2 separate regions of the Homo sapiens genome follow, and region 1 is linked to region 2. A link is a contact called in ENCODE Hi-C or POLR2A ChIA-PET data. All regions are on one chromosome and are shown on one strand. Each heading gives the region's core, a stretch centred on a gene start or an enhancer-like site at or near the end of the contact. The rest is flanking DNA. Distances are from core to core; before and after follow the strand shown. Region 1 holds the start of UBE2D2 (ubiquitin conjugating enzyme E2 D2). Region 2 holds the start of SNHG4 (small nucleolar RNA host gene 4).

Region 1 (4,888 bases), core at 95-2,594, 290 kb before region 2:
CAAAATCTAGTAAAACCCCTTCCCAGTTAAGAGTCTCGGTAAACATATCACCTAATAGCGTCAAGTCCATTTTGCGAAGAGGCTGTGAAAGGAACTTTTGTATAATTTCTCTGGTGGTTTTCAATGTTCAGGTTTCTACCTCTACCTTTGCCAATGTACAGCTTTTCTATTAGATCCAATCCTGCAAAACGGAAGTGTTAGTTTCTAACTACATACAGCAACCTCAAGGAATAAAATGATTCTCCCTCTACTTCCCTCCTCCCTCATTAAGTCACCTTTTTTTTTTCTTCTGAACTTCCAACTCTTAACAGTTTCTGGACAAGCAGGGTGGACCGATGTGTGCTGCCACCCAAGAGGTAAGTGAACTCAGGATATACTTGTGGATCGGGCAAAACGGCTTCCTCTGTCAGCCCGAGCTCAGGCGGTTTTGTGGAGGGAGCTAGGGCAGGTGTGGGAGGAGGGAACAGAAATGGGGCGAGAAGCCCTTTCGACCTCTGTCGAAGGGGCCGCCCAACGCCCCAGCGCCCCCCTCGGCCCCAACCCCGCCATCCTGGCCCGACAATGGCCCTCAAGTGCAGCGGCAGTCCCAGACTGGAGAGAAGCCCTAAGAGTCCACACCATGCGGGCCTGGAAGGGCAGCCGGGGAGGAACGCTGAGGCCGCGAGAGCACCTCCGGCCTAAGCGCGGGCTGCGCGCCGGGGCCTCCACGGGCGCCATCACTGGGAGTGGGGTATGGAGGCCGCCCCGAGGGGCCAGCACCGGCAGCAAGATCCAAGGAGGCCGCGAGCCCGACGGAGACTACGGCGGGAAGTGCAGGCCGCAGCCTGCTCAGCTGGCCAGCAGCGCAGCCGACCTCCGGCCGCTTACCTTGTGGATTCTCTTCAGAGCCATGGTGGGAGGCGGGTGGCGGCGGCCCCCGGGGCGGGGACGGGGGCGGGGAAGGGACGGGGAAGGGGCTAGGGAGCCTGAGGCCGCCTCGGCGATCTCGGTCGGCAGGAGAAGATGGAGAGTTGAGGAAAGCGGGTCCGGCGGGACGGGCTGAGGGCCGGGGCCCACTCAGCTCCTGGGCCTGCCGCAGCGGTCACCGCATCACCCGGCGGCGGCCCCTTTATTCGCCGCCGCCCTAGCCGCCACCGCCGCCGCCGCCGTAGCTGCCTCTTCCTCCCAGGATCAGCGCCGCCTCCTAAACCGCCGCAGATCCCTCCGCCAGAAAGCAAAAGCCCAAGCCTCGGGCTCGGCCGGCCTCTCTTGGTCGGACAGCCGGAGGGATTGCCTGTCTTCCTCCCTGCTGCAGGTGGACCGAGGGACGCGCGGGCGGGCGGGCTGCGCCGCCGGGGTGGGGCCGTCGGAGCACGGGGTGGGCCCGACCGAGGGGCAGGTCGGGAGGCGCGGGGATTGGCGGGCCAGGGGAGGGAGGGCCGAGCCGCGCCGGCGGCGGAGGGATACGGGCCGCCCCTGTGAGTAAGCTACGCACCGCCGTCGCCGCCACGGCCCCGGAGGGCGTGACGCTGCGAAGCCCTGGGCGGAGATCTCGCGAGATCTAGAGCGCGAGTTCTGCAGGCTCCAGCGCCGCGACCGTTGACTTCATTGCTGATGGAAACCCACGCGCGTGTCACAAAAGATCAATAAATATTAAAAGGCGAATGTTGTCCAGATCTCACGACCGTCCCCGTACTAGTCCCGGGAGGAGGCACTTAGGCCCACTGCAGCGCTCCTGAAGGAGGAAGGGACTTGGCCAAGGTCACAGAGCTCTTCTGAAGTCCTGGGACTTAGCACATCTCTTTCCAGAGGCCGCGTGGCTACAGCTCGGGCACCTGCCACGAGGGAGATGTCTCATAGCCGCTCGGGTTGCAGTGAGATTGGCCTTCCGGACCAAGGCCCCAGATGGAGAGGATTTGAATGTTGTGTTCTCAGCCACTGGCATGTATGTGTGCCTTCGAGGTGTCCAGACTCTGCTCAGCTTAGTGAATTGCAAATTGTTACAAGCAAGCACTGTACCAGCTGCGTCAGAAAAAAAATCACAGTGTGTGCCCCAAATAGTTAAAACCAACGGCTGGGCGCGGTGACTCACCCCTGTAATCTCAGCACTTTGGGAGGCTGAGGCTGGCGCATCACCTGAGGTCAAGAGTTCGAGACCAGCCTGGCCAACATGGTGAAACCCCATCTCTACTAAAAATACAAAAATTAGGCCGGGCACGGTCACTCACGCCTGTAATCCCAGCACTTTGGGAGGCCAAGGCAGGCGGATCACGAGGTCAGGAATTCGAGACCAGCCTGGCCAACACAGTGAAACCCCTTCTGTACTAAATATACAAAAATTACCCGGGCATGGTGGCAGGCGCCTGTAGTCCCAGCTACTCGGGAGGCTGAGGCAGGAGAATCGCTTGAATCCGGGAGGCGGAGGTTGCCGTGAGCCGAGATCACGCCAGTTCACTCCAGCCTAGGCAACAGCAAGAATGCGTCTCAAAAAAAAAAAAAAAAAATAGCCGAGAGTGGTGGCAGGTTCCTGTAAACCCAGCTACTGGGGAGGCTGAGGCAGGAGAATCGCTGGAACCCAGGAGGCAGAGGTTGCAGTGAGCCGAGAGCACGCCATTGCACTCCAGCCTGGGCGACGAGCAAAACTCCATCTCCAAAAAAAAAAAAAAAACCAACCTCGTGCTCCAGATACCCATCAGGAGGGTCCGCTGAAAATCAAACCTAGAATATTTGGAATTGTTTTTTAGGAGATGGAGACAAAAAGCTAAATCACTGAGCACCTACCCTGTGCCCAGCCCTACACCATGACTGGTGTGAGATACGGAGCCAAGCCAGGGCTAGAGGCCTTACACAGGAGAATAGTAAAGAATATTTTGCTGGGAGGTAATGCCCACATTCTGAAATCTACCCCTGGCGTTTTCTGATTCTAAATGTCTCCTTTTCGCTACATCCAGAAAGGACCTTGCAGATCATTGATTCTAGCTCCTGAATTTATAGAGAAGAAAAAACTGGAGCCCAACTAAGGGAAGGATCTTGCCAAAAGCCACACAGTAGGTGAGTGGCAAAGCTCATACTGCCTCACCTACTGAGAAGGTTGGACCATTAGGACAGAAGCACCGTGCACCCAGTGAGAGAAAATTGTATCCAGTGGTTCAGGGTGGGTATAGTTGAGGTTGAGGGTAAAATGGAACATCTCACAGCCCCAGATATTTTCTTCCTAAGAAATGTGATGGGAGGGGTACAAAAATCTCCACTGGACAGATTTCTTTTTTTTTTTTTTTGAGACGGAGTCTCACTCTGTCGCCCAGGCTGGAGTGCGGTGACGCTATCTCGGCTCACTGCAAGCTCTTCTCCCGGGTTCAGGCCATTCTCCCGCCTCAGCCTCCCGAGTAGCTGGGACTACAGGCACCTGCAAGCACGCCCGGGTAATTTTTTTGTATTTTTAGTAGAAACGGGATTTCACCTTGTTATCCAGGATGGTCTCAATCTCCTGACCTCGTGATCCGCCCGCCTCGGCCTCCCAAAGTGCTGGGATTACAGGCGTGAGCCACCGCGCCCGGCCGACAGATTTTTTTTTTAAAGTTATTCTCAGTAATAACTTTTGTATTAGAAAAGCTCCTGGACACGCCTGTAATCTCAGTAATTTGGGAAGCTGAGGCGGGAAGATCACTTGAACTCAGGAGTTCCAGACCAGCCTGGGCAATATAGAGACTTCATCTCTACAGAAGATTGTAAAAATTAGCCAGGTATGGTAGCACGCACCTGTGGTCCCAGCTACTTGGGAGGCTGAGGTGGGGAGGATAGCTTGAGCCTGGGTGGTCAAAACTGCAGTGAGCCGTGGTGGTTCCACTGCACCTCAGGTGTGGTGAAAGAGCAAGATCCTCTCTTAAAAAAAAAGCAATATGTATTTGTTGTAAGACATACCTATAAGTAAAGGAAGGAAATAAAAGTCACCCACACTCTCATCATCCAATAATTAACCACTTTTGACATTTGGTTAATGTCCTTCTAGTCTTTTTTTCCCTTACATATAAATATCAATACATATTTTTCTTTGAAAAATGTGGGGTCATTGCATAATACTGTTTGGTAATCTACCTTGAAAATAAACAATATATTGGCTGGGCGCGGTGGCTCACGCCTGTAATCCCAACACTTTGGGAGGCCGAGGCGGGCGGATCACGAGGTCAGGAGATCAAGACCATCCAGGCTAACACGGTGAAACCCCGTCTCTACCAAAAATACAAAAAATTAGCCGGGCTTGGTTGGCGGGCGCCTGTAGTCCCAGCTACTCAGGAGGCTGAGGCAGGAGAATGGCGTGAACCCGGGAAGCAGAGCTTGCAGTGAGCTGAGATCGCGCCACTGCACTCCAGTCTGGGCAACAGAGCAAGACTCTGTCTCAAAAAACAAATAAGAAAATAAACAATATATCGTGAATTTTCCTGTTTCAAATATTTCTACCTTATTTTAATGGCTTTGTATTCTAGCATATAAATGTACCATATTTATTTAACTGGTCACATTTTGGGGAACATTTGTTTCCCATTTTTACTATTAAAATAATGCTGTGGTAAATATCCTAGCTATCCTATAGTTCATCTTTTTTCTTTTTTTTTCTTGAGATGGGGTCACTGTCTCTCCCTCAGGCTGGAGTGCAGTGGTACACGTCAGCCTCCAACTCCTGGCTCAAGTGATCTTCCCACTTCAGCCCGCTGAGTAGCTGGAACTATAAGCTGGAGCCACCATGCCTGGCTAATTTTTATTTATTTTTTGTAGAAACAGGATCTTTTTTTAAAAAAAATCATATGACTCTTCTTGATAAACAGACTCTTAATCTTTATACAGCTCTAAGAGTGCCTTAGGATAAACTCCTAGAAATGAAACTGCAGCATTAACAGATATGCAGATTTTT
Region 2 (4,768 bases), core at 1,938-4,437:
CTCATGCCTGTAACCCCAGCACTTTGAGAGGCAGGAGATCACTTGAGCCCAGGAGTTCGAGACCAGCCTGGACAACGTCGTGAAACCTTGTCTCTACTAAAGCCTGGGCAACATAATGAGACTTTGTCTCTACAAATTAAAAAAAAAAAAATTATCTGGTTGTGGTGGCACACACCTATCATCCCAACTACTTGGGAAAAAGCATTCCAAAACAAAATTACTACAAAGGGAACTCAATATCTACCACTTTAATGGGGCAACAACTGTTCATTTCTGAAAATCAGTAAGCAACTAAAGCAAATATACTGTCAGCCCAAAGGAGAAATTAGTGTGGTTGTAGTTGTTCAGTTCCCAGAGCCCCCTCAATCAATATTTTAATATTTTATTAAACAGCTAGAGAATGCCCATAATTTTAAAGTGAATTACCATCAATGTTTCCCTAATAGGGAATCCATCCCTCTACAAAGGGTGTCATGACTAGCTTTTATGGTGGGTAGTAGGAGCCATGGACTTTAATTTCAGTGAAATTAGCAAAAATCCCATTGTATCTGGCCCCCTTTGAGCCCTTGGTAGGCACTAAAAATAAAGGTGTGACTTTTCCGTCTATTTTTACCAACCCCCTCTTCCCATTAGCTTTGTTCTGTTTCCAAGGTATGATTCAAGTAACTTCATGCTACCCAAACCTGTTGGACCAGAACTATTCAGGAAGGTCTGGACTTATTCTCTGCAAAAAGTCATGCTCTCACAGATTAAACCTTAATGCAAGCTTTTCCAACCCGCAGCCCAACACAAATTGGTAAACTTTCTTAACACATTATGAGGAGTTATTTTTGGCAATTTTTTTTTAAATTTAGCTATCAGTTATCGTTAGTGTTACTATATTTTATGTATGGCCCAAGACAATTCTTATCCTTCCAATGTGGCCCAGGGAAGCCAAAAAACACGCCTGCCTTAATGGATAAGCAACTATGCTGGCATCCTGGGGTAGTCAACACAAGAGTTGGCATGAACCAGGGCCAGAATGCCAACCAGCTATTGGCTGCTGTTCTCCCAGCAGTGTAACACTTGCCTAGGTACAAGACAACCTAGGCAGCTGCCTACAGCTGGAGCCAAGAGAGCTGAAGGGGTTGCACTCACCTGCAGTTGCATCTGCCACAGCCAGCCTCTCTGCAATGAAACAACTCCAGGTTAGTCAGCCAACAGTGAACACGTGTGCAGCTCAGAGTCCCTCCCCTCAAAACACGGTAACTTAGGCCTAAGCCACAGAAACAATAGCAGACAATAAAACCAATAGCTTATCCTTGTTTAGCTTTGTTTTCATCTCTTGTTACTTATACACCACAGCAGTTCAATAGTAGCAAAAGAGTCGATTAAACAAATATCAGGGAGCCTGGCTCTATCCCCTAACCAGTGTCTAGCCAAATGATACTGGGCGAGAAACCTCTCTATACCTCAGTCTCATTTGTAGAATGGAGGTATTATATTACAGGGTCTTTCTCTGCCACCCAGGCTGGAGTGCAGTGGCACAATCATGGCTCACTGCAGCCTCCACTTCCTGGGCTCAAGTGATTCTCCTACCTCAGCCTCCTGAGTAGCTGGGACTACAGGCGTGAGCGAGCACACCAAGCTGAATGGGGATATTACTAATAGTCCTCTGTAAATAGGGTGGTTGGGAGGCTTAAGTGAAATATAAGCTAATCCTCAGGATAATGTCTGGTATAGTGTGGGCACTCAGTAAACACCTGAGGAGCTACATTCCAAAAAAGGCTTAGATGGTGAATATGAGTGAGTAAAAAGGGAAAAGTTATCCAGTGAGAGAAACGGGCAGTGAACAGTGGGAACACTGGATAGAGGAGGGCCTCCAATACTTCCTGAAGGACAATAAAAACAGCACTTGGAAAAATAACTGCAGTATTGGATGTGAGGGGAATTGGAGGCAGTAGTCGTGCCAAGACCTCAACTACTGATTAAAAGCAATAACGAAAATGTTAGGCCGGGCGCGGTGGCTCACGCCTGTAATCCCAGCACTTTGGGAGGCTGAGGCTGGCGGATCACGAGTTCAGGAGATCGAGACCATACTGGCTAACACGGTGAAACCCCGTCTCTACTAAAAATACAAAAAAAAAAAAAAAAAAAAAAAAAAAATTAGCCGGGCGTGGTGGCGGGCACCTGTAGTCCCTGTTACTCGGGATGCTGAGGCAGGAGAATGGCATGAACCCAGGAGGCGGAGGTTGCAGTGAGCCGAGATCGCCCTACTGCACTCCAGCCTGGGCAACAGAGCAAGACTCCGTTAAAAAAAATAAAAATAACCAAAATGTTTGCACAAATGATAATAAATATTCCTACACAGTCACCATTTTTTTTTAGACGGAGTCTTGCTCTGTTACCAGGTTGGAATGCAGTGGTGCTATCTCGGCTCACTGCAATCTCTGCCTCCCGGGTTCAAGCGATTCTCCTGCCTCAGCCTCCCGACTTCAGGCGTGCGACACCACGCCCAGCTAAGTTTTGTATTTTTAGTAGAGACGGGGTTTCACCATGTTGGCCAGGATGGTCTTCTTCTCTTGACCTCGTCATCCGCCCGCCTCGGCCTCCCAAAGTGCTGAGATTACAGGCGTGAGCCACGCGCCCGGCCTCACAGTCACCATTATAATTTATGTAAGGCTAAGATCATACCTTTTTCCAGCCATCCCCAAATTTCACTCCTGACTTCCTCCAAATAATTTAGAGGAACAGGAAAATGAGTAGAGAGGGTTCATTGTTCGCTGGGTCTAAAAACAGATCTAAAAATAGCCTGCCCCTTTCAAGGCTCGGGTTAAAGGGGCTGACTCAGTTCCACCGGACATTTGTTCCTCACAAACCTTCCAAAGTCCCTGCCTCTGGCCCTGGGAGATCGAGGCTCTCGGAGTCAGGCTCTATGGGACTCCCTAGGGAGAAGAGGGAAGAGGGATGGTAGAAAAACAGGGGACGACTCCGAGGCCCAAGTCTCTTTCAGATGCCCTCCAAGCTCGGGATCACGAGGGGACGAACCCCAATTTCGTCCCGTGCCCCGGCAGAAGCCACCCTGCACTGCTTCTTTCCCCAGGCTGGGAAACCTCCAAGGACTCTCCCCTCTGGGTCCTTACTCACGCGCACGTGTTCGGAGCTCCGCAGGGCGCAGCAGCACCGGCAGAGGCCGGAGGGGAAAGGGCAGCCGGGAGCCGAGGGGAACCCCGCCCCGGGGCGGCTACTGGGCGTGGCTTCGGTGGGCGGGGCCCTTGACCCCGCCTAGGAAAGGCCGGGCTTTAAAAAAAAAAAAAAATGCGAGTGCGGTGGCAGAGGTGAACCTGCTTCTTAGAGGAGAGAAGGGCTGGGGTCTGAGCAATGGCTGGGTTTGTTGGACTCCCATCCCATCTCTTAAGGGTAGAAGGGGCGCATAGTTCGCAGCTGCTCAGGAGAGAATCTGTGTGTCCTAGTGGAGCCAGGCTTCCTGCCTGCCCACACTGAGCGCCCCCGGAACGCTGGTTCCGCTCACGAGCGTGGCGCCTTTCCGTTGCTGCAGGCCCAGCCCACGCTTTTGCGCTTCCCACGCATATCCTTTTTCTGGCTTTCTGCGGCAGCGCTGTCATTCGGCTAATGGATCGCTCACCCACGCAGGTCACCTTGGTCCACGGTCTTCGGGATCTTTCCAGGAGGTTTTCGAATAGATTAAGCCAGTCACTCCTACTGCTGACCTCTGCAGGACCGGCCTCCCTAGTGCCCTGCAGTGGGATTCTTCGCCGAGCTGCAGTAACTGAAGAACACTGGCTTTCTCTGCTAGACTTGCCCTGCACCATGGCACAGTCAGGCAGAGTCCTTGGTCAGGACAGACTGCCTGCAAGGCTACCAGGATTTCTTTGGAACACTAAAACTTCCCTCTCCCAGTGGCTAGAGTCCATATGATTCTGCTGGGGTCCAGAGTGGAAGGCCTACAAGCAGTGATTCCCAACTCCATTCTCTAATTCCCCCAAATTCCTTTCCGACACCCGCCCCCCAACAACAACAACCAATCCTGTAAGTTTTGCTGATCTCTTGCACCTGGCACCATTGCCAGGTGAACCCCTGGGAACCAAGCCACTGCCCTTGGCATCTGCCAACATGTTTCATTGTCTATTTCCTCAGCTCTTTCATAATGAAAAAGGTATGCTTCTTGTGCACCCCAACTCTTGCAGACCTCTCCTAAGAAAGCCCAGAGCCCCAGTTTGATTCCAGCAAGAGACCCTAGGCTGTAGGGCCAAAGAGCCACTGGAGGGGAAGTGGCAAGCTCAAATCCTCCCCAGTTTTGATGCAGTTGGACATAGGCTCTGGTTGGGAAAAGGCTTACATAAATACAGTAATTTAAAAAGTCACATGACCAGTGCTGGGCTGGTAGGCAGGAGCTCTGCTTTGCAGTTAAATAGGAATGTGGCTGAAGACTGCTGCCATAATCAATGCCCACATCCGGCTGTCACAGCGTGTTCATAAAGGAAGGTTATGAGAGCTATAAAACCAGGCAGATTGGGTGGGTAATTGTCCTACCGAGCTCTGCTAAAGGAGAAATTGCATTGGCATCTCATATATTTCGCTTTCTTTCCTTCCAAACACACAAAGTGGAGAGGGCAGAGCTACCCTGAAGATTCATGAAAAGGAAAGATAGGGTGTGTGTGTGTGTGTGTGTGTGTGTGTGTATGTGTGTGTGTGAATGTGCATGTGTGCTTTCAGAGAAGAGACAAGAAGTAACTGAGGACAGGGAGCTATGCAGACCTTTGGGGAG

Evidence for each region. Hi-C counts contacts between places; a loop is a spot of excess contacts on that map. ChIA-PET counts read pairs that join two places held with the same protein, here RNA polymerase II (POLR2A). Pooled maps may share reads with other maps.
Region 1: a map of B cell shows a loop between it and region 2 (7-fold over the local background). The contact joins the promoter of UBE2D2 here to the promoter of SNHG4 in region 2. A Hi-C loop is called at or near these places in 2 of 168 maps with a recorded cell type or tissue (B cell and CD4-positive, alpha-beta memory T cell) and 8 of 50 pooled maps. POLR2A ChIA-PET finds 5 or more read pairs at or near these places in 3 of 52 experiments (MCF 10A, PC-9 and activated CD4-positive, alpha-beta T cell).

What each region holds. Positions count from the first base shown.
Region 1 is chr5:139,557,795-139,562,682 of GRCh38, reverse strand. It overlaps UBE2D2 (ubiquitin conjugating enzyme E2 D2), which reads right to left and starts at 1,344. Exons shown (of 7, transcript NM_003339.3): 1 at 868-1,344. The coding sequence starts at 891. RefSeq lists enhancers at 179-298, 389-438, 1,599-1,768 and a silencer at 909-1,568.
Region 2 is chr5:139,272,520-139,277,287 of GRCh38, reverse strand. It overlaps SNHG4 (small nucleolar RNA host gene 4), which reads right to left and starts at 3,187. Exons shown (of 7, transcript NR_182757.1): 1 at 3,127-3,187; 2 at 2,674-2,924; 3 at 1,138-1,167. LOC124901081 (a long non-coding RNA gene) reads left to right here. Exons shown (of 4, transcript XR_007058956.1): 4 at 3,634-4,221. It overlaps SNORA74D (small nucleolar RNA, H/ACA box 74D), which reads right to left and starts at 1,108; the gene lies at 965-1,108. It also overlaps a transcript of MATR3 not described here. RefSeq lists a silencer at 3,114-3,193 and an enhancer at 3,484-3,833.